Linked DNA regions of Homo sapiens: region 2 is linked to region 1. Evidence: chromatin loops called from intact Hi-C (ENCODE). Cell type or tissue: stomach. All regions are shown on one strand. Links, peaks and the distances in the headings refer to the core of each region. The heading gives the core; the rest is flanking DNA.

Region 1 (15,363 bases), core at 2,168-10,167:
GCAGAGGGATGTGACAAGCCGGTCAGTGAGGCTGAGCAAAGGGGCTAACCTTGCCTCTGGGCGCCCTAGCAGTGCCCCCAGCCCCTCTTTATCAGCTGCAATTCCTGAGTGTTGTGGGATGCCTCGGTGGGTTAGGGTAGCCACCCAGCGTTGGGGCAGAAAGGCCTCGGAGGGCATCTGCACCCCCGAGGGGCCCTGAAGTAAACTGAGGCCTAGAGATTTGCCCAGCGTTTCTCCTGGACCCTCCTTGGACCTTCCTGGACCATTATCCATCCCCCGCTTTCCTGCTTCTCCTCCCAGGACCGGCAACCTTGCAAAATCAGGAACCCTCCCTTCCAGAACATGGCACTTACTAATTTTACAAACTGAATGTTGAACTAGGATCTCTTGATTGATACATAAAGACATACATAGATCATATATGATTTTATTCAAAGTAGTATAGGAATAAAAATGCCTTCTAAGTAGGTAGGTTTTTGCAAACAAGTTTTTCTCCCCCAAGTTCCTGAGAAACTGTCAGAAGATTTTCTTTCTTGCCACCTCCTAGATGGGCACACAGAGCTGGTGAGGTAAAGTGGCTTGTTATGGCCTTCCTGTGGGCACATAGGTGAGCTGGAGGTGGAGCTGCAGGTCTGGGCTTCCCTCCAAAGTCCAGCTCCGGAGGAGAGCCAGCTCAGGAGCCCTCTGCAGAAGTCCAACCCTGTCTTTGCGGCTCTCTCCTCTGGGCTTTGGATGATTGCAGTGAGCTGGCTTGTAGGTGAAGCATGCAGGGGTAATTCATCCAGGATATTGTCCAGGGGGGTGGCAGGCAGGTCGGCCCACAGTGGTCACATGTGTGCCTTGCTTTTCTTGGATGATCAAAGCTCGCCATGTCTGAGCCACTGTCCTGGCCAGGGACCCAGCACGGTCACCGTGGCTGCTGTGAGGGCTGCAGTTTCCTTCCACACCTTTGTCATCCCTGGTTGCTGCTGCCCCTGGCCAGGAAAAGTGAGATATCAGAAACATTTGATTTTTCACATGCCTGGAAGAGAGAAGATTAATTCCTGCATCAAGAAGAAGTGTTTGGGGAAAGGTTGGTAACGTGGGAAGCGGATTCTACTTATTTGGCGTCTTGAGAAACAGCAGACAAGAAATTCCAAGTTAACTAGCTGGGCCCCAGGAGTCTGCAGTAGGGGAAGCTGTAGATTAGTGCTGGACTGTGGTAGTCCAAGCCATTTCGAGTTCGGCTGGAAGGTCCCCTGCTAGTGGAGGGGGCTGGGGAGAAGAGGGAGACCCCAGGGCTGTCCTGAACAGGTGAGCACATGCCCATCTACAGGGGACAGACTAGACTCAGCTCCAGCCAGTTGGGGGGAAAACAGTGTCAACAGGTCTTGTGAATTTTCGAGAGGATTCTCCAGCCTGGGTATTTAAATGTGGGCTCAAATTCTAGAAGTATGGTAGAGGGTTAGGGGTGAGTGCCCTTCCAGGAGGTCTGAAGCTTGCCATCTGGCCCGGTGCTTATCTATTGGGAAGGGTGTCACTGCATCAGAGAGCAGGGCACAGGAGCCACACCCATTGTGGGCCCAGGGACTAAGAACTGATGGCTGCCCATCATGCCTGCGGCCAGGTCCCTAGGCTGGAGGTGAGGCGGGCAGAGCTCCTTCATGTACTCGTGTGCCATGTGTTCATTCAGCAGCTGTTGAATGAATTGCCATGATGTAGAAAGTCATCTGCATGAACCTTTTCATATAATTCCTTTCACCAAATAGATCCTACAGCTGAGCCTCTGGGATGATTTGGCGGGGCTAGGACAGACAGGGTCCCAGCCCTCATGGGATGGGGACAAGCGGAATTGGCTGTGTAGACAGACAAATGGTCCAGAAGCTGCCATAAGAGCCCAGAAGGGTGGTGATGCAAAGCAAGGCTTGGGAGCAGGGGTCAGGGAGTGGAGGGTGGACTCGGGGGAGTGTGAGGAGTCTCCTTTTCAGGTGTGGACATTGAATTTCAGAGCAGTGGGTGGGAGGCACCCACCCCCTGAACAGGGGATGCTCAGGTATGATATTAAGTTGGGAGTGACTTGCCCAAGGTCACATAGCCAGTAAGTGGAAAGTCAGGGGGTCTCTGATCTCCAGCTCTTGGCCAGCTCCTTCATCTCCACTGTACTGGGCTGAGGCCTCTTAGAAACTCCCAGAGGTGTGGACACTCCCTGTAATTGGCAGCTGTCATTTTTCCCATCTACACGTTCAGGCCCTGTCCCCGTTCCTAGGGCCTCAGCAGGCCCAGGATTGCAGAGATGCCATTTGGAGCATATTTGTATGAAAGAAGAGTCGTCTAAATTCTAAAAGCAGAGACTGTTTTTAAAAGTGGTAGCTGACTTGGGAGTGTCATTGATCTGAGCAATCAGCCAGCGGACTTCTCTTTAGCAGCTTGTGATTTGGAAGTGACTCAGTCACTGGTGAGAATCACGCAGCCTCCCTCCCCTTCTGGTCTGTAAAGGGGATGCTCAGGTATGAGATTAAGTTACTTCAAAGGGTCACTCTGTTCCAGTGCTGTGAATGAGGAGATCATGTTTGCACTTAGCTGGCTAAGTGTTGGGAGGCTGAGTGTTTCCACTGCTCAAGGCATTTCTTCATTGGCCTGCAGTATGAGGGTCTGATTTCTTTACTGAGATAGTTTCTCCTTTCAAATAAAGCACTGGGACAAAATGATTTATGTGTAGACCTGTGTCTCCACAGCAGGAGATGGACCATAAATGGAACAGTTATCTAATTAGTGTGTCCAGTCTAGGTGTCTAGTTAGGAGTGTCCAGGAAGAAGGAGAAAGGTTTTGTGTCCATTTGGGCCAACATAGATTTTTTAAATTGTAACTATGGGAGTTGGGGAGGAAGACAGTTCATCGCAAGACCTATCACGTGCTGCGTCCCTATAGGTTTGAAGCTGGCCCTCTGCTAGACAGGTCACACAGGTATATCCCTTTGTGTCCTTTAAAGGGCTGGGAAGCTGTTGGAGATGACACACACCAAGCTCTCAGCCATCCGGATGTGCAGGAGGAGGGATTGGGAATGACGGTAGAGGCAGGAGGGAAATAAGGGGGTGAGGGGAGAAGAACAACTGTGGCTCCAGAAGGAGGAGGCGGCGTGAATCAGCAAGTGGTTAAGTTGTGGGGAGGTGGCAAGTGGGAAGCAGTTTCTCATCTTCGCTGATTTCCAAAGGGATGGAGAGGAAAGGAGGCTGTCTGCAGCAGGACCTGCAGCGTTTCTGCCCTGCAACCCTGGGCCAGGTGCATGGGGGCAGAGAGCCAGCGCTCAGCACAGAGCACAGCACTCAGATCAGTGGGCGAGGCGGAGCTCGTGCAAGTCAGAGTTATGTAACGCCGTTGACAGGCACCTTATGGGGCTTGGCAAAGTGCAGCAGGAGCCCGGGGTAGCGACTTTGAGATTGGAGTGTTCCGGGAAGACTTCGCCCCCTGGCTTGAGGGCGGGTGTCTTTTCAGAGTTAATACCTGCCAGTGCTTGGCACAGTGCCTGGCATCCAGTAAGTGCTCAGTAAACACTGGCTCGGGTGATATTCTTCAGCCCCGGAGCTCCTAACCGTGCATGTCTCCATATTTGATTCCAGTATATTCTACCTCAAAGGATATAGGCAGGAGCCCCTGCAAGCCTTGGCTCCAGCTAGGTTTCCTTAGGGTGGTGGCTTCACTCTCTGGACTCTGTCTCCTCATCTGTGCGAGGAGAACACTGGTAAACAGCTACCCTTCAAGACCCTTCAGCTGACCTTGCAGCCAGGCTGTGGAGCAGCTCCGCTGTGCCCATATTTGATGCAATTAACCAGAGAGAGGAGACCGCGTGGCTCTAGGTGGAACTGTGCTGGTGTAGCTCGCTTGTGAATGTTACATCTCACCCCACTCTCAGCTTAAAAGAGCCCAGAGGGGGCCTGGAGGGCGGGGGGGTGGGGGCTCCTGGCTTCGGCAGGCTCTCCCTGATGCCTATTTTACATTTCTAGAACTTATCGTGGCCCAGGCCTCTTAGATCTCTGAAGAAAGTAAGGCTGGCAGATCCTCAAAAGCAGAGGGTATCATTATAATGGAAACTTGGACACTTTCCAGAATTGCATTTGTGGTAAAAATATTGAAACAGACAGTCCAGGCACCCAGGTGCCTGGAAAATACCCCAACATGGGCAAATAATTAGATACAGGCCAGGCACAATTATGTTTTTCTGACAATAGGCTGGAACTCGGTGGCTTAGCATTTTCTCTTGAAACAGAATACGCCCCTGCCGGACCCTTTTGCTCCCTGTGGTCAAAAAGATAGTGGTGTGGCCAGCAAGGGGGAGGGCATACAAGGAGAAGTGGCGATCCCATCCCTCCCAGGGTGGCCCTGGATCTATCTCAGGGAGGTTCTGTCCTGCTTTTGCTTTTCTGTGTCCCTGTAGGTAGCTGTCCCGAGGGACTGGGCCCGTGGCACCTTTGCTAGGAGGCCAGAGCCTGCATTTCAGAGTCTAAGAGGTCGAGAGAGGTGTAAGATGTATTATCTTACCCTTCCACGAAAGTGGTCTGGGCAGCTGTGTTCCCTTTTGTAACCCCTGGCAGCTCACTCATGCTGATGGCGGTAAGTTCACCTGTACCTTCACGTTTCTTGTCAGCCAAATATTTGGCGCCCGTGACACGGAAGCTCTTTTAGCCCAGGTGTTAGATCGCATAGGCACTGGGTGGGGCAGGGCAGGTAGTGGGTTGAGCCTGGGATCCACGCTGACTCAGGTTCAAGTTCATGCAGTGCTGCTTCGTCCCATTACTGTGGCTCTGAACAAGTGGCTTAGCTTGCATCTCGGTTTCCCCATCTGTAAAATGGGGTTAATGATCTCTACCTGGTTGGGTGGCTTGAGTATTTGAAATAGTACAATTCAGGGTTCAGGGGAGCTCCCCACATGGAATCACTTTTTTCTGGGTGAGGTCTAAACCTATGGAGAGATAGAGGAGGAGGAGGAGGAGGAGGAGGAGGAGGAAGGCAGGTGGAAATCCACATGCGATGGCTGTTCCCGACTGCAGCTGTTGTTGGAGAATGTGGCTGAACCAGTGGGCAAGGAAGTGGGGAACAGGGGCAGTCAGGCAGACCCGCCCACCCCATTGCCTGCGGAGCTGGAGGAGCCTCTCCCAGCAGGGCGAAGGGCCTCCTTACCATGGGGAAAGGCAGGGCTGGGCTGTCATGTCCACGCCCTCCTTCCATATTCCTGGGATGGTGTAGAAACCACCACGTATAGACAACAGGAAAGTTACACAGGGGAGCTTCCTCCTCATGGAAGGAAACATCTGGGGTGGCGGAGAACAGTCGCCCTGTGGCAAGGAATATGATGTGCTGGGCTCCGTGCCCGGCCCACGGTTGGAGGGTGGTCAATGGCATCTGTTAGGTACGTACTTGGTAGAAGTGGCCACAGTGTGTCAAATCGGTGTTGTTGTCTGCTGTAGGAAATAATCTGGCTTTAAATTCAAGAACATCTCTTTCCTACTTGTTGGCAGAGCATGATTGAGGTAATGGTGATCCATGGATCTCAAGGTCACATTCTAAGTTGAACGCAATTCACAGGGAGCTGAGGTAGTGGTTGACTCCTAGCCTGGGCCTGGAGAAGCTTCTCTGCCTCCTCTCTCTTGGTCCCAGCCCCCCACAGGGCCTGTGCTTTTACCAGACCTGGTTCTGTGTTTGCAACGAGACGCCTGGCCAGCCGGGCCTGGACCTGGCTACACTTGGGTCCCCCGGCCACTGGAGAGGGGGAGCCCCCACATTTGCCTACTTCATCATCGAGCCCCCCACCCCCACTGCCTTCAGGAAGCGTTTGCCAGTCATTCTTGCTATCTGCTCCCCGTACCTCCCTTCCCCAGCCAGGTGTGGATCCTTCCTCCTCTGAGCTTCTGCAGTTTTCCTCTGTTGTATTTCTCAACCTTGACCCTGTCCCACACTGTGCTGGGCTCCAGTTTCCTGGGTGCAGTCTGCTCTCCCAGCCTGATGAGGCTCTCTTCAGGAGGAGGGTGTCTGGGGCTCACGGTACATCCATGTAGCTGGACTCTCACTTAGTGGCCAGTGACTGCCATGTGCTGCATTAACGCGTCAATTAAAAATGATTCTTCCAAAGGCTAGGTTCTCCTGGAGGTTTTATGTGAACACTGAGTTTGATAGTGTGGCACAGGAGAGCTCACACTTGTCACTCAATTTCCCAAGGAGTCGAGAGTCTAATGGAATAACCTTGGATTTCCTGGCATTAGGTTTTGGGGCTATTAAAACATAGTGACCACAGTTTTTTGTGTCTTGAGAGCCTTAGGGGAAAATGTTATGGAAATTTGGTTGTTGTTTCAGGAATATAAGCGGAGCCGTCTACTCAGGCGAGAAATGTGGAGGCTGCTGGTGTTTCTTATAGCTGGTATAAATAGCTTGGCTTCAAGTTCCATGCTCCTTTGTTTGGAATGTAAATATTTGCATTAAAAATATAAAGTATGTCCTGGCATGTATTTTTAGGGACTATAATTTCCAAACCCCAAATCAGACTATGGGTCTACTGAGGATTAATTTTCTCTGCTTTGTGAACCTGTGTATGTAAAGAGTCTTCCAAATGTACACACCAAACCCTGTTTGCTTTGTGCATGGAAGGAACCGCCAGGATTACAAGAAAGCAGGGTTGCCCCGGGGAGTGTGGGCCGAGGGCTTGTGTTTCTCTCCACACACTTCTGATGGTTCTGCCTGGTAGCTGCAGCGGCTCAGGGCGGTGGGGTGGAGGAGTTTTGGCCGAGATCTTGTGGGTATCATCAGGGGCCTGGCTTCTCTGTTGTTGGTTTCCTGGACATCCAGGTGGGGATTTGGCTGCAGCTGGCTGACCTCTGTGTCACGTAACCAGACGCTTGACTTTGGAGTTGCAGTTGCTCTAGGAAGATGTTCGGGAGTTTTAGTGCCCTTTCTGTGGTCTGGTGGAGGGAGCAGGAGGTTCTCATGTCCGGTTCAGAGGTGAACTGTGAAGGCCTCTGTGTGGTGTCTTCCTCCACTGGATTCCTGGGGGCTGTTTAGCTTTAATTTTTCTATGAAGGACAACCTGGATGATTGGTTAATCCCTTACTGTGGGTGGGATGTCATCTCTGGTCTGGCCTCGGCCTGTTCTCGGTAGTGGGGGGCTTGATGGGCAGCAGGAGCTGGGCAGGCCATTTGCCCCTGGTATGGGGGAGCTTGTTCCTAAGGCTCTCTGGGCAGCCTTCAATGGTCACCTTCTGGCCCAAAGGCTCTAACGGAGAAGGTTGGGCCATGGAGGTCAGCTGGCCTGCAGGGGAGGACCGAATGCAGGTGGGCCCCCAACTGGCAACCTCCCTCTTGTCTCATCACAGGATGAAGGGCAGATGAGAAGACAGCCAGGAGGGTCCTGGGCCCTCAGCTGTGACTCCCCGAGAGGCAGGTACCAAGGGCTTCCTTTGTCCTTGCTTCCCAGCCAGCGCGTGGCCCCTGCCCTTGGGAGGGTCAGCTCCTCCTCCGTCCCACTGAACACTGATGCCTCAGGACTGGACTCCTTGGGGCAGCAGAGACCCTTCCGTCTTTCCTTCCCTAGCTCTGCCTTGCAAAGGTGCAGCCTCCTGAGCCTCAGAGTGTCTGACATCTCTCTGCCTAGGCACCCTCTCTGAAACATTGTGTGGGCTTAGAAACCGTGAGCCTTGGGAAGGACCATCTTCCTCTGAGCTCTGGGCGTGTTGAACTGCGGAGGCTTACCACTTCCTCGCCTGTGGTCATCTCCAGCCTGACCCATGGTGGCGTGATCCTCTCTCATCATCCGTCACAGTTTTTAATAAAGAAAATATGTTCCAGAAAGGCCGAGTCCCCATGCCGCATCAGGTCAGTGATCCAAGTGCATTATAGTGAAAGTCAGAGGAAATAGCTGCTTTTAGGACACGCTGAACTTGCCTAAGAAAGTTATTAGTGGGAATAAATGAGGGGGAAGAAAGCATGCTCCGACTAACGAGAACAGTATCAGCCTGACATTTTGTGTCGTCCTAACTTTGAAAAGCTATTTATACCCACTTGCTAGCAGTTTCTATGAGAAATTAGATATGAGGAGATGTACAGAAGAGAAGAGTGGGAGCTGGGTGACTGTGAGCTCCTCCTCAGAAACATCTTCCAGGCAAAAAAAAGGAAAAGAAAAAATCATTTGCTCACCTATCGACAATAGAAAATCCAGGGATCTTTTGCATTGTATAAAATTTGGCTCAGAGAAGAAAAATGATGTATTGAAAAGAAGATGAAGCTTCAGTTGCCATTTGAGTGGTGGAAAATAAATTTGCTTTCGGCCCTTAAAATGGAAATAAGTCGATAGAAAAATGCAGGCCTGCCCCCTTTTGAGTCAGCAGTTTTTTTGGTTGATGAAAGGGTGAGAAGACGTGCTCACTGGAAGTCACCCGCTGGATCACTTAGGAAGCCGCAGAAGTGCCGAAGGACATGCATGTGTATCTTTCAAAGTTCTCAACTGATTTATTAAAAAAAATCATAAAGCAGACTTTTGAAAAACCTGTTCAATCTATTCTTCTTTAACAGCTTTACTGAAATGTAATGCACACACCATAAAATTCACCCAAAGTATACAATTCCATGTTTTTTAGTATATTGACAGATACGTGCAACCACTACCACAGCTAATTTTAGAACTTTTTTTAATCTCAAAAAGACATCTTGTACACCTTAGCTATCACCCCTTTATCTCCCCATTCCCCTACATGTACCCTTCAGCCTTGAGCAACCACAAATCTACTTCTTGTCTCTGTCCAGCCCAATTCCTCTATTGTGGACTTTCGTATGAGCAGAATCACATAGAATGAGGTCTTTTGTGACTGGCTTCTTTTACTCTGTGTAACTGTCATGGTTCATCCATGCTGTGGCATGCGTCAGCACTTCCTTCCTTTTCATGGCTGAATAATATTCCATCGCAGGGATAGACCACAGTTTCATGGATCCATTTGTCCATTGATAGACATTTGGGTGGTCTCCACCTTTGGCTCTTATGAATGAGGCGGCCATAAACGTTTGTGTACAAGCTTCTTTGGGTGTGGACATGTGTTTCCGTTTCTAGGGTTATGTTTTATGAGACGTTTTCACTTTCTTCTAATAATAAGATTCATTTTTTAAACAACACTCTTTCCCTGGCCCTAGAAAAGGCTTTGTTCTTAGATGGGATCCCGATCCCCCTGTCAGTGATCCTGGCTGAGATACTGAATTGTCTGAATTTTAGAGCTGGAAAGGCCTTCGGGCGAACGTGGTTCAGCCCCTTTTTATAGATGGGGAAGCTGAGGGCCAGAGAGGCCACACATAAAGAGACAGGATTGAATACCGGTTTTTGGAGTTACAATCCAATTACTCCAAAAGTTCTCCCTAAACTCTTACTAAAACCCCAGGTTGCCTTCTTGACTGGCCTGGGGCAGCAGATTAAGGTGGGTTGGGTGAACAGATGGTGGTTAGCTTGCCCTCTTTTATGTGATTATGGGTCAAGGTTTTCAGTCATCCAATGTACTCTTGCCTGTTTTCCTTTCACCCATCTGTCTGTCCATCCAATGTCCATCTGATGTCCGAGGCCCAGAACATCTCCCCATCCACCAGCGGCCGAATAAGAACAGCACCTTGTGGCGCCAGCATCTTTCTAGTTCTTTCTCCCCTGCGGTGATGGGCGGCCCGGCTGCTTATCCGGGGAATAATTAAATTAGGAACCAATTCAGAGAATGAAATTTTATCTGATTTGGCCAAGCCCGTAATAAGCAAGGGGCTGTAATTGTGACTCCAGGATACATTAGGAAGTTGTTTTTTCAAGGGTACGCTGGGTGAAAGCATTGAAAGAAATATGTGGAGACCAGGCCGGGAGATCTCCCTGGGCCAGGTTTCTTGCATGGCCTGGGGGTGTGGTCCCACAGGGCGGCTGTGTCCTCAGGCTGGTCCTTCCAGCGTTTATGTTTCCAGGCACCATTTAGCTCTGATGAGGTAGATAAAAGTGTTTTGTGGCTGGAGTGTTCTCTGTGCTTAGGAAAGTTCTGTTAAAATCCTTATGGATATCTATCTCATTGTTATCACTGATATTCTAAAGCACCTTTACAACTGTAATAAGAAGTAAACTTGGCAGAAACTCTGTGGCTATAAATCAGGGGTGCCGCTTTGCAACCCCCACGGAGCTTATTGAAAGAAATGCACATACTTTGGTCCTACATCAGCTGTTACATCAAGTCTCCGGGGATGGATGCTGGGCATTTGTGTGTGTGTGCACGCGTGTGTGTGTGCATGCGTGCATGTGTGTGCATGCGTGCATGTGTGTGCATGCATGGACCTGGATTCGTTAAGCTCTTTAGCTAAGAAACGCTGAGGGAACTTAGCAGTGATTGTAATCATTCTTCTAATGAGAATTTCCAGTTCTCCTATGGCAAAGATAAGGGACAGATAATTAGCACAGTGGTCTCAGGAATGAGCCTCATTTGTCCTCAATCTGTGATGAGACTTTGTGACTGTCTTTGAGTTTCATGTTCAGATTCCCTGATTGTAACTAACACACATTGTTCATCACTTGGTAGCAGTGGTGGAATTTTAGATCTGTTTTTCTCTTGGGGAAGGACCCCATTCTCATCCCCACAGTGGCCCAGGCTGGAGGCCCAGGAGTCTCCTTTGACAGATAGCTGGTCAGTGCAGAATTGCTTCCTTTGTGTCTCTGCCACTGGAAGGTTATCTGTTCCTTCAGAACAGGAAATGTGTCTTATTCAACGTGGCATCCCCAGGGCCTAGTCCATGGGAAAGAATGATTGGGCCGATGGACAGACAGATGGGTGAAAGGAAAACAGGCAAGAGTATAGTGAATAATTGAAAACTTTGACCCATAGTGCAGGGATGGTGAGTGTCTTTCAGATCGTCTGTTTATAGCTGGGGAAACGGAGGCCTGCAGAAGTCAGTGACTTGCCCTAATCCTTCAGCTTTGATCAAGAAGAACATTGGGGAGCCTGGCCCTTCAATGTCTTCAACTCTTCTGACTCAGGCTCTGCACATCCTCTTGAGAGTCACCCTCCAGTGAAAAGAACTCTTTATTGAGGCCCTGCTGTGTACCCCATGCTGTTCTAGGAGCTGGGGATCTAGCAGTGAGTTAGACACACAGGGTCCCAGTGCTCACAGAGGGCATATCCTCATGGAGAGAGACAGGCAGCAGACAAGGTCGCAAATATCAGAGAATAGACAGGCATAAGGGCCATGTGCTGGAGTGACCAGCTGGTGTGCGGGAAAGGCCTTTCCACAAAGGTGACATCTCCGTTGATTCTTGAATGTTCAGAGGGTGCTGCTGTCTGATGCTTGGAAGGAGGGAACAGTCAGTGCCAGGACCCCAAGGGGAGAACCTGTTGATGGGATGGGATTCATTTATGCTCGGGAGAAAGAGACTTGGTTTATTGGACGCCTGGGTTGATTTTCTTCTCTTCTGCATCCTCTGCACTGACATTTGCAGCTCTGCCTTCTCCCCGTCCCGTCTCTGGGTGAAGAACACCTGTCCGATGCTCGCTGGCCTGCAGCTGCTGCAGAGTTTCAGAAAACAGGGCTAGCAAAAAACAAAGCAAAACCCCAACATCCCTGTCCTCTCACTAAGGGCTTGGCTGGGGAGGCAGAGTTATTTTTATGTAAGCACATGCTTGAGGGGGTACGTCTTGGGGTGGGCAGCTGAAACCACACTCATAAAAACAAGACCGAAATAGGACTGTGAATTCCCAAAGGTGAACACAGGCCGTTAACTTGAATTTGGTGACAGTTCCATGCAGCCTAGGTCCTGGAGCGGGAACCCTTTGGAGGGGGATGAGGCATGGAAAACTGTTTGCTGATTTGGCCTCTTCTTTAAGCATTGCTTTCCGGCCCTGGCTGTGACAGAGACCTGGCCCTTGCTCAGGATTTGAGCCCCCTCAAGGGGAAGTTCTTCCTCCCTCCTGGTGCTGCCTCCAGCTGTTTCTGTCTCCTCGTCAGTAAGAACCTCTGTTTCTTGAGGGCCCTCCTGTTGGTTGTCCTCTTGTTGCAGCCACCTCCCTACCTGCGAGGGAGTGGGCCCCAGGCTGCCTCTCCATCCCAGGTCCTGCTGTTAACCTGGGTAACCGTGGTCTCCATGGGGCAGCACTCTGGCCTCCCAGGTCCTGCATCAGGACACCCTGAACCTTGTCTACTCCTGGACTGCTCCATACCACATGGAGTCCGTCCTTGTTAATGACGTGTTAATGCCAGGCTTTCTTGTGGAAACCACACCCAAGACACCAGCTGGTCAACCTGACACACAGTAGGGCCTCAACGGATTGTGTCATCAGTTATTTTCATAAACTTTAAATCTCTTTCTGGTCTCCCCAGACATCCTTAAGAGTGATCCTTTGTCACATTGCAAAGTTTTCCCAATAAATATTGGTCAGTAGTTGTGACAGTAATATACATCTCCATTTTATGTTGTTGACTAATTTTTAAATGGTGGACAAAACATAAATTTTTCTACATTTTAATAAATGGAAAGATAAAAGAAATTTTTTTTTCTGAGTAGTTTGGTTTAGAATCATTCCAGTTGTTCATTCAGCATCTCTTCCCAAGTCACATGAGTCCTACACCAGGCAGCTGTGGCTGTATTGACATGCTGAATGCTTGCTCAGAGTCCCCATAATCTCTTGGCACTCCTATATGCTGCCTCATACTTTTATTTTAATTTTTTATTTTGAAATAATTTCAGACTCACAAGAAGATGCAAAAATAGTAGACTCCCTGTGTACCCTTCACTCAGCTTCCCACAGGGAGAACATCTTATGCAACCCTCAGACATGATCAAAGCCAGGAAACTGACACTGGTACAATAGCATTAACTGAGCTGCAGACCTTATTTTTCTTATTAAACCTAGGGATCTACAGCATTTTAGAAGCATTTTAGAATTTCATAAGCTTTAGCATTGTTGTTTGTCTTTTAGAGGATGTTTCAATCCCTTCCAATTGACAATCAGTTAAAATTCGTTTCCGTAAGTTCAACAAATACTGGAGGATGAATTTCACAGGTTCCACGGGTCCACATGGCGCTCTATGGGTGCATCGTCTCTGATGGGTGCACAGAGGTGACCTTCTACCTCAGATCTGAGAGATTCTGAGACATAAAGAACCTTAGACAGTAGTTTGGTTTATAGGACAGACCAGGGGAGCTGGAGTTCTGATAATGGAAACCAGGCTGCATTGAGTATTTAGTATGCTTTAGGTTTTATCTACTTTATTTCATTTCATACACTCAGCAACCTTTGAGGTAGATACAGTTAACATCCCCATTTTACAGATGTAAGAACTGAGTTCAGAGGAGTTCACCCTGCCCACATTCCTGCAGCTGGATGGTAGAGTTGGGCGTGGAATATAGGCAGTGTGAAGTCAGAGACTGCTTGTTCTTAACCTTGCCGGGCTCCCTCCTTGGCTCAGGCCTGCACAGTGACTGCTGTGTGCCCTGGGGCTGTCCTGACTTCTCTGAGTCTCTGTTTCTTTACCTGCAATGCAAGAGGCTTGTGTGAGATCTGCCGTGTCCCTTCCATTTCTGAGTGCAGGTGGTTTTATTGGTGAAAACAATTCTACCCGTAGAGCTAGAAACACCCAAGCAACATCCAAATGAAATTTGTACCTTGCCCCTTGTAGGTGCTTTTAAGGTTGGTAGAATTTCTGCAGCCTAGTTTGGTTTGATGGGAGCCTCAATTCCAATTGAATTATGCTCTGGTGTATTTTAATTAAACCATCTACAAGCTGATTTTATAAAGAGGCAGAATCCCCATGTAGTGAGCTGTGCCTGCCTCCCTCTGTGCTCAACTCTGGAGCCGAGTGAGGCTCGTAATAACCAGAGGACTGTGCGAGCTGCTCAGGCTCGGCCTCATGGGCAGCATTAATTGTGAGATGCCACCGGAACGAGATGCGAGGGCATTATCAGCATATACTTAATTGATTTTGCATTCTCCACAAAGGAAGGTTAAAATTAAGCTTGTTTGTAAATGGTGTTTAAACTGCACAGGCTTGGGGATGAGTTGCAGAAACTAACAGAGCAGGGCACTGGTTGGAGGGCCTAATTTTCTCTTTAGGTGGTGGACAGAGCACATCACTCAACTAAGGTAAAGATTTTCCCATTTAAAGGGGCTGAAAGAGTGTAAGCCTCGGCTCGTAAATTTGACAGACAAGGCCTCCGCTTGAGTGCCTCAGGGATGGTCTGGACTCTGGGGATGAATGTGTAATCACATTAGCGTGATGAGTTAAAGGGCCCCATATTTTTAAATCCTCAGGCAGAGCTGCATTAGAGAAGATGCTGTTCGAGATCAGACTTATGATAAACAGGCTCATGGAAACAGCCTTTGCTATCCTCATTCCTGGTATAGAATGTAAGATTCTGATTGTCATTCTGACATGCCCCAGGAAAGGTCTCTGCTCAAACCCAAGATGAGCTTTAAACCTGAGGTGGAATGCCGTTCTCTAAGTATCTGTTCTTTGGCTCTAACATATACCAGGAATGAGAACAGCACTCTGGGTGTGTTCTCACTCTCCTTTAATCCTGATAAGAAAACATTTTAAGTATCTCCAGATCCATCTATATAATTTGCAAGACGCAGTGCAACATGAAATGCATATTAAAAATTATTAAGAATTGGCCGGGCGCGGTGGCTCACGCCTGTAATCCCAACACTTTGGGAGGCTGAGGCAGGTGGATCACGAGGTCAGGAGATTGAGACCATCCTGGCTAACACGGTGAAACCCTGTCTCTACTAAAAATACAAAAAAGTAGCCGGGCGTGGTGGCAGGCGCCTGTAGTCCCAGCTCCTCGGGAGGCTGAGGCAGGAGAATGGTGTGAACCCGGAAGGCGGAGCTTGCAGTGAGCCGAGATCGCACCACTGCACTCCAGCCTGGGCGACAGAGCGAGACTCCGTCTCAAAAAAAAAAAAAAAAATTAAGAATTTAAAAATAGGGAAAGCAGAACAATACATTCTGTATAGGGTGTTTCTGAGCAAAGGGCCCTGTGTGATTGACCATGGGTCCACGCCCTTGGAGTTGGCTCTGGGATCTTGTAGGATGCTGATCCTAGACCAATGTGATTTATAGCAACTTGTGTGAATTGTGAACTCCCCGGGGGCACGGGCTGCAGCTGAATCACCTTGGTGTGCTGGGAGGGGTCTGGCTGGAGGCCTGACCTAAGCACACGCTTAGGAAATGCCCGTTGAGCTGAATCAACTAACTCATGGAGCCATCAGCCTGGTCTGCTGGGGAAATTTCATGTGACTTTCTCAGTCTCCACGCATCGGGAATCTGGGACAGTCTACCGCTAGGCTCTTCAGAACAGACAGGGACAAGGACCAACATTCTCTAATGAAACTCACTGACTTGACA
Region 2 (15,363 bases), core at 2,241-10,240, 74 kb after region 1:
ATTCAGCCAGTGTAGACTCAGCACCAACCTGGCACTACACCTTAACACAGGCCCTCCCATGCCTGGGGCTTACTACTGGGAAAACTGAGGCTCAGGGAGGCAGCCTTCCTCTGGAGTCACAGCCAGTAAGCAGAGGATCTAGGACCCAAATCTAGGCCTTTTAACCCAGCTTCCCCTAGATGTGTGTTTGGCTTCAACATTTCCCCAACCATCTGATCTTCAGTGGTTGCTACTCTGCACCCACAGCGTGGCAGGCCCTGGTCCAAGAGAGAAGGTGCAGGACGGTGCTGTGACCAGTTGTGTGCTTGGAATGAGGCCTGTGTCTCCACCTGGGCGTTTCTACCACATTGTGCCTTTTGAAACTTTCTCCTCTTGGTGATCCTGCGTGACTCTCAAAACAAACCCGATAGGTGGGTGGGAAGACAGGAGTCAGTCATTGTCACTGTCAGCAGATGAGGACAGTGAGGGGCAAGGTATCCGGCTAATGTGGTCGTAGAAGGTGCCAGAGCCCTCCCCTGCAGGCCCTGGGACCACTGAGTTCTCTCTGCAGGAGGCTGCCTGAAAAGGACTGGGAAAAGTGGGGCAGGTGTGGGCTTTGCACTGGGGACTCCTAGGAGGAAGCGGCTTAAGCTGGGCTGGGTTTAGATGGACAGGGAGAGGCAGGGCAGGGGGGAACTCCTGACCCAAGGCACAGTTTATTTTAATAGCTTTAAATAGTGTTTCTTGCTGCAGAAGAGCTAATATCTAATATGCACGTACAGTCTGCTTGCTACCGGGCACTTTGTACCATGCAGAGTGTGCCGACTCCCATCCAGCGCCCTGGGGGCAAGCCCTTGGATAGTTTCTCCCACACAGAAGGGAGGGTGTGCCCCTGCCCTCCTGCTGCGGGTCAGCACTCCGACTGTGAACTGGAGAGCACAGCTGAAACTGAGCCATAAGTTCATGGGCACCATCGTGATCCTCCCTGTGTTGTGTATGCTTGAGTCTTCGTGATAAAAGGTTTCTAAAACTCCATCTGTGAGAGGTGAAAGGGATCTAACCTTTGTTCATTACTGCCAGCCCCTGTCCCAAGCCCTTTCAATGCATCGTCTCATTAGAGATCCCCTGAAATCCATCCCTGTTTTACAGGTGGGAAGACTGAGGCTCACAGAGGTTAGTTCTCCCATCCATAGCTGGTATCAGGCAGGCTCAAGGTTCAATCCTGGGTCTGCTGGCGTTTGACACTCAGGGAGTTTTTGCCTTCCCTAGCTGGCTCCTAAAAGCAAAGGGTTTTGCTGGCAGGAGGCCTGGGCTTTTATGCTCAATTTTGCGTTTTGCTGAGGATGACAAGACAGTAGCTTAGCAGGTGCCTCTGCTCAGAGGAGATCCCCAGGGGCAGGCTCAGTGGACAGGAGGGGTGCAGCAGTAACAGATTGTCCCTTAATCTTCAGTCCCTGGAGAACTCACACACCAGAGAAAGAGCCAGGCAATCAGAAACCCTCCTTATAGAGGTGAATTTTCATTTCTGGGAGGAGAAGCCGGTTTCCCTCCAGATGTGAATCCCAGCCCTGCCACAGCCCTGGGAGGGCAGCTTTGTAAGGCACCCTGGGCCCCGGCACACCCTGCTGGAGTCATTCACCGCCTTCCTGTGGCACCCGGATGCAGGGGCAGCACAGACCCCTCTGCCTCTGGCCAGCCCCCGCCACTGTTCCGCAGCACACCCTACCCTGAGGGGTGCTCAGAGGGGCCAGTGAGCCTGCCTCAGAGCAGGGTCCCGAGAAGCCTGGTGCCTGGATGAGCAGCAGCCACAGCCCCTGGGAACTTGTCAGAAATGCAAACGCTCTGCCAGTCCCAGACCTCCTGAATCAGAAACTCTGGGTACGGGGCCATGGTGTGTTTCTCAGGCCCTCCAGGTGGGTGTTTGTGGGGTCCGGTTGGAGAGCCACCAGGGCTCGTCACCACTCCCTCCTTCGTGCCCTCTGGGGTCGGGGAGACTTGCTCCAGGGCTTGCTTTACTCTGACTGTCTTCTCTCTCCACCCACTCCTTTTCTCCATTGCATGCATCACAAGGTGATCGCGGAAGTCTGTTTCTTTACCAGTTGAGCTCTGTCTCCATGAGATTGCAGCCTCCCTGAGGCCAGGGCCACTTCTGTTAGCAGCAAATCACCATTGCCTAGCAGGGTGCCTGGCACATGGTGGCACGAGCTCAGCTTATTTGCCAAATGAATGAATGGGGACTAGTGGGGAGGCTGGCTGGGGACTCCCAACTGAAATCCCTAGTAGGGGACGGAGAGGCTCGGCCTGGTACCTGTCTGGGGAGAAGTGGGGACTGGGACTGTGCTCAGCTCAGCCTTGGCTCTCGGTGGGGATTGCTTTTCCCTGGGGCCCTGCATGGGGGACAAGCTCCACAAGCACAGGTGACCTGGCTTCAGGTCCTGGCTCCAAGGGTATTGGCCACTGACCCTGAGTAGCCCCCCCCGCCCTGCCCTGCACCTCCATGTTTCTATTGGTGAATCAGCTGGCACGGTTAACTTCAAAGGCTTCTTGCAGCTCTGATGTTTTCTAATTTTAAGCACATTGGACACTTGCCCTAAATACGCTTTTTATTTTTGTTCTATTTTGATTCTCTGTCCTATACCGGGAAAAGGTGAGGGGAAAAAAAATCTGCTGGGGGCTGTCTTTGTCCTGTCTTCATGGTGCATATGGTTGCAGTAGTGATACTGCCTGCACCAGAAACTGTCACTTCAGGTGACCACACTCCCCCTGCTTGGCAAGGGGGCTGGGGGTTGGGGTGGGAATTGAGGGGCGTTTGGAGCAGATAGATCAGAGGGAAGGCACAAAGCGGGAGGGGAGCTAGCCCCGGGAGAAGCAGCCGAGCGCCAGGAGGCCTTTGCCGCCTGCAGCCCCTGCGGTTTCCTCTTTTCCTCCGCTTCCTGGCTCAGCCCTGCCTGCTGAGGAGGACCATGCTGCGGTGCAGGCCTGTGTCCACCTGAGACAGCACAGGGGGCTCTCATGAGGATGGACACAAACAAGGTTTCAGAGAACTATCTGTCAGGTGCAGGTGCCCAGCCAGGTGCTCGGACAGACTACAGCTGCTCTAAAACACCCCAGCCTGCCACAAACACCTGGCTGCTTTCCTTCTGGAAAGTTCTCCTGTTGAAAGGCACGTCCTCTGGAAAAGAAAAACCTCATCAGACTGGTCTCCCCTACGAGGGACGGCCTACAAGCCTGCCAGGGAGACAACTGAAAAGCCCCGGGAGGCGGGTGACTTAACAGCGAGTTGGTCTCGTCATGATTCGTCTGCGTTGGAGGTGACAACACATGTTTATTTCTGAGACCGGCACGTTCTCATTTTCTCTTTAGTTTCGGCCCAGCTTGAGGTCTTTTTTCTGAGCTGGCATGTGAGGTAGCAACAGTGTGGGTTGGAAACAGCTAATGAATTTTGAAGGCAACTTATCCACTCTAATTGCTTTTCTTCCTCTCCATCCTCCTCCATGGTTAGAAAAATAATGAAATGGGAAAAGAATAGTTAGCATCTGTACATATTTTGCCCAATCTTTCATTGTCTTATTATTAGCACTGTATTCAGCAGTTGCACCCGAGAACCATGTTGAGGGCCAGAGTGCAGGCTTTGCAAGGAGGGAATGGTGGAGAAGCCACAGTCCCTGCCCTCAAGGTCAAGGTCCAGGTCAAGTTGGGCAGGAAAGGAAATGTGACATGAGAGTGTCTGCCTAAAAAATGGGAACTCCAGGGAGGAGCCTGGGGAGCCAGGAAGTGCTGCATGTATGAGAGGATGAGCTGGAAGTTTAAGCCAGGCCCAGGACTTTCTACACATAGAAAGCCATGGAGGCTTTAAGCAGGGCTGGCTGTGGCCAGATCACTGCTTTGGAAAGCCCATGCTGGTGGCAGGGTGCATATGAGAGTGCAGAGACCAGGGGAAGGAGGACTAGCCAGGAGGCTGTATCAGCTTCAGGCAGGTGTAGATGGGGCATAAACAAAGGGAGTGGTGTGAACTGGGGAGAGGTGGGAGATGAGAAGTTCTGGGCAGACACAGATAGGCAGAGCAGGGTCCCTGGGCACTTGGAGAAGAGGCAAGGGGAGAAGCCCTGGAGAAGGGGGCCTCACAGCAAAAGGGGATGAGGCTGTTTTTTTCTGGAAGCTTTGCTAAGAGTTTAGGGTGAACTGTGGAGTTAGAGGAAACTGTTCCTAAGACTGCTCTCACTTCTGACACCAGTTGCAAGTTCAGGAGAGATATTCTCCAACCCACCTTCAGGTTTAGTAATTTTCCAGAAGGATTCTCAGAACACACTGGAGGCTATTACACTATTGGTTATGATTTATTACAGGGAAAGGATGAAGATTAAAATCAGCCAAGGGAGAGGAAGTGCAGGGGGCAGACTCCAGGAGGGGCCCAAATGCGGAGCTCTGAGTCCTCCTCTCCCTGTGGAGTCATGGACGGTGTTAGTGCCACTGGCCATGGTATGTGGCAATCCTCGTGGAGTATTGCCAGGCCAAGCCTTGGGGGTCCAGGCCTTTTACTAGGGTTCCGTCACATGCAGATGCTGTGGCTGACCTTTAGTCTCCAGTCCTACCAGAGTCAGAACTGATACCATGTGGCCCAAGGCCCCATCATCAATCTCAGTGTTAGCCTGCCTATGACCAAAGCCCTCAGGCCAACCAAGACACTTCTGTCAGGCAGGACATCCAGGGGCCCAGACATCACCCCCAGGAGCCGAGGGAAAGGCCCGAGTTCTCTCTGAGTAGAGTTAAATCTTCACCACACGGCTTGCAGTAAGGCACGAGAGAAGGAACAGAAGGGTGAAGACCCGGGAAATGGGTACTGGAAAGTAGAAAGGACTTAAATAGAAACATCCTCCTGTGTACTTGGTTCAGTAATGATTAGATGCTGAATTACACACACCCTCACAGTCAAGGATGTTCCTCTGGCATCAGGCATTTGGCTCTTCACTCATGTAGGTTGTCTTTGGGGTGTCTGTGGTTGATTTTTCACATCCCGTTGTGTGCTGGGCATAGAGGTCACACTGGGAACAGAGAAACAGCCAGGATATTGTGCGAGGAACATGTACACCATTGGTGGCCACAACCTTGACCTCTTCCCTGCACTTCAGTCCTTACCTGTGAAATGGAGGCATGGCGCTACCCACAGGGTGTTGTGAGGATGAAATGCAACCCCTAATATAGGAATTCTTTGCACATGTAGCACAAAACCCCCCATAAAGAAGCAAGAACACCTTGTGTTAAAATCCAGCTTCTGAAAGTAACTTTGCTAGGATAACTCTTTTGTGGTACAGTGAAATGCCATACCACTTTGGAAAAGTGCCCTATGGTGTTGGGGCAACTGCTCCTGAAATAATGCCCTTCTTCTGTGGTCCTAGGTGAGGCTCCAGGTTGGGCTCTATGCTGTGTACCTTCTGGACTGGCTCAGCGTTTTTGACAAGCAACAGTTTCTCATTCTTCGCCTGGAAGATCATGCATCCAACGTCAAGTACACCATGCACAAGGTCTTCCAGTTTCTGAACCTAGGTATGAGTGTGGTGCTTAGACTGACGGGCCAAAGCATGAGCTCCGTGGACTTGTTCTGGGAGTCCTCTGGGGCAAATGCAGACCTGGTCAGCTGGGTGGGAATGGGCTGAGCTGGGAGGCCTGGGGATGTCCTTCAGGAGGCCTGTTAAGTACCATTTATTGAGCACTAGCTGTACATAGGTCATTGTGCACAGTATGGTGAGGGATTCTCTGGAGAGAAGGAGATGGTTTCCCTTCTGGGAGCTTATGGTCTAGTGAAGGGAGAGGAGGAAGCCATAGCTCACCTAACTGAATGACAGGTAGGATGCCGTGGGGAAGGTCAGCACTGTCATGTAAGGTATGTGCTGATGGTTTGGGATCCCAGCTACTGCACGGATGAGGAAGGCTTCATGGAAGGAAAGGGCCTGAGAGCTGAGCTTTGTAGGACCAACAGGATGTCACCGGGGGGCTGGAGCAGAGGACTTGGGGCTTAGAGGAGGGAACAGACAGATCATTGCATCATCTCCGGTATTCTTGGAAATTCCAGGAGTCAGAGCCGTGTGGCTGAGTTTTGGCTGCTGATCATGGATGCTGGGCCCCTGGGGCATGAGCGCCTGCCCTCAGCCTGTGGATACCAGCCCCCCCAGGGGCCTGAGAGTCACTTTGTGGTGACAGGCCACACTGCTGACTATGGTGATGGCTGGCAGAGGCATGTGCTGGCGGAGCGAGTGCTGCCCATGTGGACGGGGCACCGAGGGATGGCTTGAAAGGCTGAGCAGGCTCGAACAAGCCGCCCTCCTTCCCAGAACGCCTCCTGCAGCCCTGACTAATGGTCTTGCCCGGGAACTTGGTTAATTGAGTATTTCTGAAAATATATCTGCCTGCCACTGGGACTTGGGCCTCTTTGATCATTTGATTTTGTTTCTCCTTTTTTTGGAGTTTGATGAGTTCTTTCCCTTCCAAGGCTTAGAATCATCTTTCTTTGATTTGACCACATGTTGACTCTGTCCCATTAATGAGCTTGTCTTTTGTCCCCAAGATGGATAGTAAGGCCAATTCTGTGTTTCATATGGCCCTAGGATGCTGGGACATGCTTTTTCTGTCTATGGGCTAAGGACTTTGGCCAGATCCCAAGAGCCCCCGGTAAAGAGGCTTGAGCAGTGATGGGTTACACCAAGAAGCTGTGGCCCAGAGGGCGGGGCGTTGGGGTCGCAGCCCTTGCTGTTCTGTTTCAGGGCCTCTCACTCCAGAGGGCGGGGCGTGTGCGTGACTGACAGCCCCTCCCGGCCTTTTCCAGGGCCTCTCCTCACTCCAGAGGGCGGGGCGTGGCGGTGACTGACAACCTCTGCCAGCCTGTTCCAGGGCCTCGCCTCACTCCAGAGGGCGGGGCGTGGGGGTGACTGACAGCCCTTGCCGGCAGGCCTCTTCTCCCTGATCTCCTTGCTGCAGATGGAGGTTCAGCCAGTGGGGGCTCTGGGCACAAGTGGCCTCCTCCCAGCCCTCCTCCCTATGGCCACTTCACAGCAAGACGCACAGGGTGAAACTGTGCAGGCCCAGGGACCTTGGCATGAGCAGCCTGAAGTAGAAACGATGATGGCGGAATTCCAGAGGGCTGCTGAGCAGGAAAACCGAAACCCGTGGGCTGTGCTCGGCAGGCCGCACGTTCCTCCAAGGACGGGCTGACACCCATGGAGAGCAGCCCACCAAGGGCAATTGGAAGGGAATCCTTGAGGTCAGCCTTAGACGCTGTATCATCATTAAATGCCAGCTGGGCTCCCCCGAGGGTGGGCATCCTGCACCCGCCGCAGAATTTCTTCGCAATTTCCTGATGGTGTTTCCACCTTCCTCCCTCAGTGCTTCCAAAATGGATCCAGCCAAAGAATTTTAATCCCTAAATATGTTCTCTTAAAGGAAACTCCTGTCTGAATACGAAGCATAGCTGGGATTTTTGCAAAGTCCCTTTTACTTCCTGCCATGCCTCCTGCCTTACGGGACTCGTCTTCTTTTATTCTAGGGCCCTTAAGTGAGAAGCAGGAGGCTTTGATGACCAAGAGCCCCGCATCCAATGCACGGCGTCCCGAGGACCGGAACCTGGGGCCCATGTGGCCCATCACACAGAAGATTCTGCGGGATTTCTACAGGCCCTTCAACGCTAGGCTGGCGCAGGTCCTCGCGGATGAGGCGTTTGCGTGGAAGACGACGTGAGAGCTGAATTGTTGCTGCACGTGCTGGGCCCGCCAATGCCGTCATCATCAGGATTTTACAAATCTCTTTGCGGGGAACTGTTTCACTCATGGTATGGAAAACCCCAGGACTCTGCCACTCTAGGCACACATGAATTATAACCATTTTGGAATTTCCTTCGTGATGTTCGAGAGCTCAGCAATGGACCCCTCACAGAGCTCCTCTATCCGAGGCCATTGGAGACCCCAGTTTCTCAAGAATTCAGCTCTGCTCTGAGCGTCCTGGAGCTTGGGGATGCAGCCAGCTGGCCTGCACTGGGTGTGGAGAGAACACCTAGGGAAGGCAGCCTGGCCCTGCCCGCCTCCGCCTTCTGGAGAGCCTCTGGGTTCTGAGTCAGCAAGCCAGAGGTCATGCCACAGGCCTGGCTGGAACTTACACTTCACGTTCCCTTTTTTTCCCCCTAGAGATGGGGTCTCGCCGTGTTGCACAGACTGTCTGTATTCAATGGCTATCTTCACAGGTGTGATCATACCACATTCACTTCTGAAACACTCTTGTTGCGATCGCTAACCTCACTGGGACAGAGAACCGCAGTCTTTCGAGAATGGAGGCTCTTCATTTTTTTTTTCTCCTTTACTCCAAACTCAGCCCTCCAGTTTCTTCAGATGTAAACCCTGTTAACGTCACTGTTTCCAAAAGGAAAAAAATAAGTCAGTTTTTGGCAGCACCTTCATCTTTCTGACCTCCTCCTATTCTGTCCTTGTGGACTTATGTTTAACATAGAAAATGAATGCGTTTAAAACAAAACCACTTTCTGCATTTAACCAGTCCTGGCTCTCTCTCTGCTGCCTCTTCATACGTTTTCTCAAGAACTTCAGTTTATAATTGGAAGAGAAATTTTTGCTGTTAATGCCAGAATGAGCAACCTCAAGGAATTGAACACTTCTTGGAAAATCTAGGTAATTCAAGCCCTCATCAGGTTTACAAGATCATCAGAGAAACAGAGGATTTTAATTTTTAGTTCTGGCCGGCTACAGGCTCCATTTCTCTGCCTTCCCATTGGAAATAGTTTATTTCCACATTCTCCACTGCGTGTGGTCAAAGTTCCTCACCCAGCAAGGGACTATAGATACTCGTGTCCCAATTCCAAAACACAATGCACAAGCTGAACTTGGGCTGAACGTGGCGTGTTGAGATTTGGAATGAGGTTTCTAAGAGCCGTGTTCTTCATGGAATTTTCCAGGCCACTTGGCAGCTTGGTTTACCGATGGATGGGCTAGAGATCTTGTCGTTTCTTGGAAGTCACAGGGAAGATTGAAGAGAACGCTTGAGCATCCTTGGCAACAGCCCAGGTGGGACCTGGATGAAGCTTTGCACTCAAGTATTGTCAAGGGAAGCTTCCTGTGAACCAAAGTTCTCAGGCCAAGGTCTCGCCCACCAAAGCCAGAAAGTGCAAGCACCCGTCTACCCAGCTCTAACTTGTATGTGTGAGACAGACCAGGCTTCGGGGGTAGGAGGATCTGCAGTTGTTCAGCCGTCTTTCTGCTGGTGTTGTCTTTCTGCCATCAGAGAAGGGACACACAGCCCGTTCGAAGGTGTGCAGAGGGCTCTGAGCGCCAGGATGGCCAGGGCTGTTTTTGCTACTGAAGGAGCGTGTGTCCTGAACTCCCACTTGCAGGGACAGTCCCCACCTTCTCTATAGCCGGCACTGGGAGCAGCCGCCAGCAGGGAAATCTGGCCTGAGCACAAGGATGCTTTAGGGAGAGATCACTTCAGTGTGTGTGTATATTTATTTGCAGTACAGTGCGCGCGTGTGTGTGTGTGTACGCGCACGTGTGGGTGAGTGCGTCTTCTGAGTGGGTTCTGTTCAGTTGCTAATGAGGCTCCTCCGCTCTGGACACAACCCTTTTATAGATTAATTTCTCTGCCAATTAACTTGTCATTTTCAGTACATATTTTACTATTCCACACCAACCATAATTACAACAAGGGATTTTTCTTATGCACTCCTATGCATGTGAATAACATGTGGTGTAATTCTGCTTCTTACAGAAGTATTACTGAAGGTATTATTTCCAATATTATTTGGTTTATTATGCGGATCTTTTTTATATATGCAGTCCCATCCCTTCTGTGCCACTCAATGCCATCCAGACATGGTTTTTCCCTCCAGGGGCCTTTCTCTCCAGAGGGCACTTCGGCTGCCTCTGCTTCCTCTCATTCGAGGCCCGGCTCTTGCTGACAGAATAGGTTCCGTTCTGGGCGGTGGTTCTCGAGCCTGCCATTCAAAACCAAAGCAAATTGGAGCATTTCTCACAACATGGTATTGAAGTTCCTTTTTGTTCTCAAAAGTTGTGACCGTGTTAAATTGTACTCCCTTAGTCCTGTAAGGTATGTTAAGTGAATCGCAGTTACGCTGTACTTTTATTAATATTTAACATAATTAAAGATGGACCCATAAGAGTGACGCCTGTGGAGCGCGTGCTCTTCCTCTGCAGCCAAGCTCTTCCTGGTGCATGAGTGAATCGCAGTGGTTTAGTGTCGCACCTGCTCGAGTTGTGCAGGCTCTGTGTAAAGAGGAGTTACAGCTGTGCTGGCTGCTGAGAGACGAGGTGTGATTGTGCGAGCAACAGGCAGAAGAAAACTCAAGACCAGAGAGAAAAGGATTCAGATGTTAGCAGGGACTCCCTGTGCGAGTCCTGTTGGGGTGTGAGTCAGGGTGGGAGGTCTGGCCCAGCCACAGTCAGGCCTAGCGTTGTCTTCAGACCTTCAAATTTGAAGGTTAAGTGACCACAGGCCTCATTCCGGTGGCCTGCCTGGCCCCTGGCAGCTGTGAGTTTGAGACCCCTGGTGTCTCTGGCACATGTCCTTATTGCTGAGGGCAAGCCCGCAGAAGGAGGTGTGGTGTGCACTCAGGTGGGGCAGCCAGGACAAAAGACCACAAACAACGGAAACTGATTTTCTCAGTCTGGAGGCCAGAGACCCGAGATCAAGGTGCTGCAGGGCTGGTTTCTCTGGGGGTCTCTGTCCTTGGCTTGCTGATGGCTGATTCTCTCTGTGTGTTCATGTGGCCACACACACACACCCCTGCTGCCTCTTCCTCTCCTTATAAGGACACCAGTCGGAGTGGATGAAGGCGTGCTCTGACAGCCTCATCTTAACCTCATCATCTCTTTAAACAACTTTATCTGCAAATGCAGTGACATTCTGAGGTACTCGAGATTGGGACTTCAACATACGAATTTGGGGCACACTTTTCAGCCCATACAGAGGGGACATCTCAGGCTTAGGGCTCTGAAAGCTGGGCCATCCTGAGCACAGCGTGGACCATGGTGGGTCCCCCAGTTCTGGGCAGACCTTCCTGGGGGAGCCTTCTCCCCAGCACCACCTCCCACAGTGGTGTGTTGAGGTAGGGGGCAGGTGTGTCCAGGCTGGAAATAGGGAAGACCCCATCTTTTCCTGCGAGGGTCAGGAATGGCTTTACCCAGCAGGGAATGGAGGACGGGTGGGAGTCAGGAGCAGGACGGCTGGGGTGCATCTTTGAGGGCTGAGGGTATGACCTCCCTCCATTTCAGATTTCCTCTGAAAGCCTCTCCCGTGAGGCCACCCACTCCCCACCGAGAAACCAGCCCTCGGGAAGGATCCTGATGAGGAGTATGCCTCTTCCCCACAAAATGACCCTATTTGGGAACTGAAGCAAAGGCTGTGCTCCAGGTGGAGGAACTCCAAGGATCCCTGAGTGTGGAGACAGGGATTATGTGGGTGACTATTTTCCTGTTACTCCAGAAATCTCACCCTCCAGGCAGCTGTGCTGCCTATGGTGAGGTGGATCCCATGGGGACTGATAGGAAAACATCACTCTGATGAATCGGGTTTTCCCAGTACTTCACCGGGCAAGGTTCCCTGCAGAGCAGCAGAGACAGAATAGGTCCCGTGGGGCAGAAGCTGCATCGGCCGGAACAGCTGTCGGCCTGGGAGCTTTGTGAATTTATGTTGCTATAAAGGAGTACCTGAGGCTGGAAATGTATAAAGGAAAAAAGGCTTGTTTGGCTCACGATTCTGCTGGCTAAGGATTGAGCATTGGGTGAAAGCCTCAGGCTGCTTCACGCCTGGCGGAAGGTGAAGAGGGCGGGCTGCGCAGAGGTCACAGGGGAGGGCAGGGCCGGGGGAGGGAGGTGCCAGGCTCTTTTTAACAACCTGCTTTTGCGGGAACAAATAGAGCAACAACTCACTACCCCCAGGATGGCACCAAGCTATTCTTGCGAGCTCTGCCCCCATGACCCCAACACTGGGGATCAGATTTCAACATGAGGTTTGGGGTACACACATCCAAACTACAGCAGCTACTATAAATCACCCCAAACTTAGTGGCTCAAAGCAACAGAAGTTTATGATCTTACAGTGCTGGAGGCCAGAAGTCTGAAGTTGGTCTCACTGGGCTAAATTCAAGTGATGAGCAGGACTGGTTCCTTCCAGGGGCTCAAAGGGAGTGTTTTCCTACCTTTTCCAGCTTTGAGAGGCTGCCTGCTCTCATGGCTCCTGGTTCTTTCCTCTGTTGTCAAAAGCATGGCATCTTCAAGTCTAACTCTCTCCCTCTGCTTCAGAGATCACATGGCCTTCTCTGACCCTCATGCTCCTGGTGTCGTAAGGACCCTCTCGATGACACCGGGCCCACCAGATAATCCGGGATCATCTCCCCATATCTGGATCACATCTGCAAAGCCTCTTTTGCCATAGAAGGGAGCATATTTGTAGGCTCTAGGGATTATGACATGGACATCTTCAAAGGCCCGTATTCGGCCAAGCACAGGAGGGTGGTGTGGAGAGCTGGCCAGTCAGCCAAGCGTGGGATGGAGGAGGTACCCCGTGGCTGGTTCCCTGTGCTCTACTGTACAGCTCAGGCAGGTCTGAGTGGGGAGGGGGCTGCCCTCAGCAGAAGGCCGAGCTTCTGGATGCGTCTATTTTGGGACAGCGCACCTTCCCGTCCAGGCAAGGCCCTGTGACTGGGGTAGTGGAGTAGGTGGGACAGGGTGACACGAGGGGTCAGGCCACAGACCCACCTCCTCCTCAATTCACATCACAGTGTTTTTCCCGTGGAAGGTCACCTGGTTTCCAAGAGTCAGCCTTGTCCCCCACAATGGAGACAGGACAATTTCTCCAGCTCTTGGTAGAAGTAATTTTTGAGTGCTTACTAGTTATTTACCTTTTTACTTTTTAAAAAATTCTTGTGAAGTTACTTTGTGAGTTTTCCAGGATGTGTGTAAACTACACACATCAGCCACCTAGGTAGTTTTGAGTTGCTTTGAAGTTCAGCTGTTGTTGACTTCAAAGGCAGCAGCTTATGAAAGTTGGAGAAATAGAACATTTTCCAGTCCCTATTCAGGGGTTGGTGACCTCCGTGGCCCCCAGCCTCGTGGCTTTGGGCTTTGGAAGGCTGGTGTCTGGTCTCACTGATGGCTACAGGCTGGACTCACCCCCACCATCTCTGTCCTCACCAACCCTGTCCCCAGCCCCCTGGCTCATCCCCAGTATCCTCTACAAACCTGCTCCTACTCGGGTCCAGGGCAGGAGGCTGAGCACTGTGGGCCATCCTGGGAGCCTCAGGCTGCACAGGTTGCTGACCTTGGACTGTAAGGGCTGAGTACGAAGGCAGAAGGTGGGGATTCTCAGGCAATGCAGCAGGCCTGCGAGAGACTCTGGGGAGGAGCAACAGGGCTCTCTAAATTGCCACCTGCAAGTGGCTGCGTCCTCCTACCATGGGGCACCCAGGACCCAGCTCAGGCTTGCACCTGGGTTCTTCCTTGTTGAACCTGTGGCAAAGCAAGGAGGAGACTTGGTCTACTCCCTCCTGGGCAGCCTCTGCTGACTGCCCTATAGGTGCTGGGCACTGTGTCTGGGACACAGAGACTGTGAAAGGCCTCCTCTCCCACAGTGGAGAGCTGCCAGCAGCATGAGGAGGCCGGGTTCATGCAGGGTCCTTGGCAGGCCTGAGGGCCAGTGGGGATCCTGGGGGCTTTCTGGGGTGTACCCTCAGCTCTGCATGCTTTGAAAGGCCCCTTTAAAGTCAGGTCCTGGTCAGATCTAGAAGCGGGCAAGTCTCAGCTGAGGCTGAAACCTCGGCCTCCCTGAGCCTTGTGACTTGCCCAGGGTCGGAGGCCCAACGCCCCCTGAGGAATTCTCTTCCTGGTACGGCAGAGAAAGGTGGGGGCCAGGGAATCAGGGTGGGGAAATCCCAGCTGCCTCTCCCTGCACCCTGGCCCATCTCCCCCAGGTCATGAGCCATCCCCCTTCGACTGTTTTCCCACCATAAGGGACTATGATTTACATCTACCAAACTCTGCCACCGACAAGGACAGTGTGGGAAGAGGGTGAGCCCTGAGTGGAGCCAGGTGAGCTGGATTCAAAGCCCAGTTCCGCAGCAGAGAGCCTGGGAGAGCCATCTCTTAACCTTGGGTACACCACAGGCCCTTTCTGCACCCACAGGTCTGTCTTGCTCATGAGTGGGTCTCAGAGTTTACAAATATAGACTGAGGATCAGAGAGGCTGCATGCGTGCCTGAGGTCACACAGCTCAGATCCCCAGAAAGAGAGCAGAATGCAGCTCAGACATTCCGAGTCAGTGCTTTTAACCATAGTGCTGCATTATATACCCTCAGCACCAGCCCCAGGCTTCCATCCTCAGTAGCCTGTCTACATTTCAAGGGTTAGTTCTCCTTCCCCTCCATTTCAAATGCCCCCCTTTCAAGTTCCCTCAGGGAAGGCCAGTGGTTTTTGGGGTCACCTGGGCCAGGGTTTTCTGCAGCTCAACCCATCAGGGGTCTAGGTGATGACTGGGATTTCTAGGGGGAAACAAGGGAAATAAACATGGCTTTTTCTGCCAAAAGGCTCTCTCAGCCGAGACTTGCTGGCACGGATATTGCCCCTGCCCTGGGCTGGCTGGCGTGAGTTGTCTGCGCCTCCCTGAAGGCAGACTTCAGGGGCTAGCTGTGATGGGCTAGCTGCGGTGAGGAGTCCCCTGAGCCCTGAGTCACATCAGAAGCACATTGCTCCACCCCAGGGCTCGGCCTTGCCCAGGGCCTCAAAGGCACCAAACGTATACACCTGAGCTAGAAAGTGTAAAAAAGCCAAAATTTAATTTTCTCAGCAAATATTTTCTGAACATCTACTATGCACGAGTCATTGGGCCAGGCATTGTGGTGAGGGTGGGACATTGTTCATTTGCTCATTCATTGATTCCTTCACTGGTTCTTCCAACAAATATTGAGGGATCGCCAGCCATGTCCTTGGTATTAGAGGCACCTGGGAGAGCAGAGCTGGTCCCTGCCTGCATGCAGTGCAGCAGACAGATTTTGATCAGAAACAGACAAGACATTGATCACAGCATTGCCTGAAGCATTTCAGAACTGCAACAGGCATGAGGGGCGATACTGGGGACAGTGACATATTTCTGGTGAGATACCCTCATTCCTCCCCAGCTACTCCACTCTATGACCTCCCCATCTGCCTCAGAGACCAAGCCCCAAGAGGAGGCTGGGCTGGAACTGAACCCCCAGCTTTCCCCAGGCCACACGAAGACCACTCCCAGAATGTTTCAGGCCTACCAGCGCCTCTACCTACGAGGTCACCCCCAAGGCTGCCATGCCCTGATCCTCAGGAAGCCACTGTACCTTGCATTGGG

The links. Peaks named below come from ENCODE experiments on the same cell type or tissue, not always from the same donor. Only the 100,000 strongest peaks of a DNase experiment are listed, where the experiment ranks them.
Region 2: it touches region 1 in a loop (2.1-fold over the local background); 33 of 110 quality-filtered maps call a loop at or near these places.

What each region holds. Positions count from the first base shown.
Region 1 is chr10:124,076,274-124,091,636 of GRCh38, reverse strand. All of the region lies in intron 1 of CHST15 (carbohydrate sulfotransferase 15), which reads left to right. Among named protein-coding and RNA genes, the nearest start is that of CHST15, 9.6 kb to the left of the region's middle. In stomach, for the core only: no CTCF peak of the experiment used is centred there; no DNase peak of the experiment used is centred there; H3K27ac peaks cover 4,598 bases.
Region 2 is chr10:124,002,493-124,017,855 of GRCh38, reverse strand. It overlaps CHST15 (carbohydrate sulfotransferase 15), which reads left to right. Exons shown (of 8, transcript NM_001270764.2): 7 at 5,376-5,523; 8 at 7,517-10,188. The coding sequence ends at 7,707. Among named protein-coding and RNA genes, the nearest start is that of CHST15, 83 kb to the left of the region's middle. RefSeq lists enhancers at 11,782-12,283, 12,950-13,515, 13,516-14,083. In stomach, for the core only: no CTCF peak of the experiment used is centred there; DNase peaks (open chromatin) are centred at 7,015 and 8,416; H3K27ac peaks cover 4,019 bases.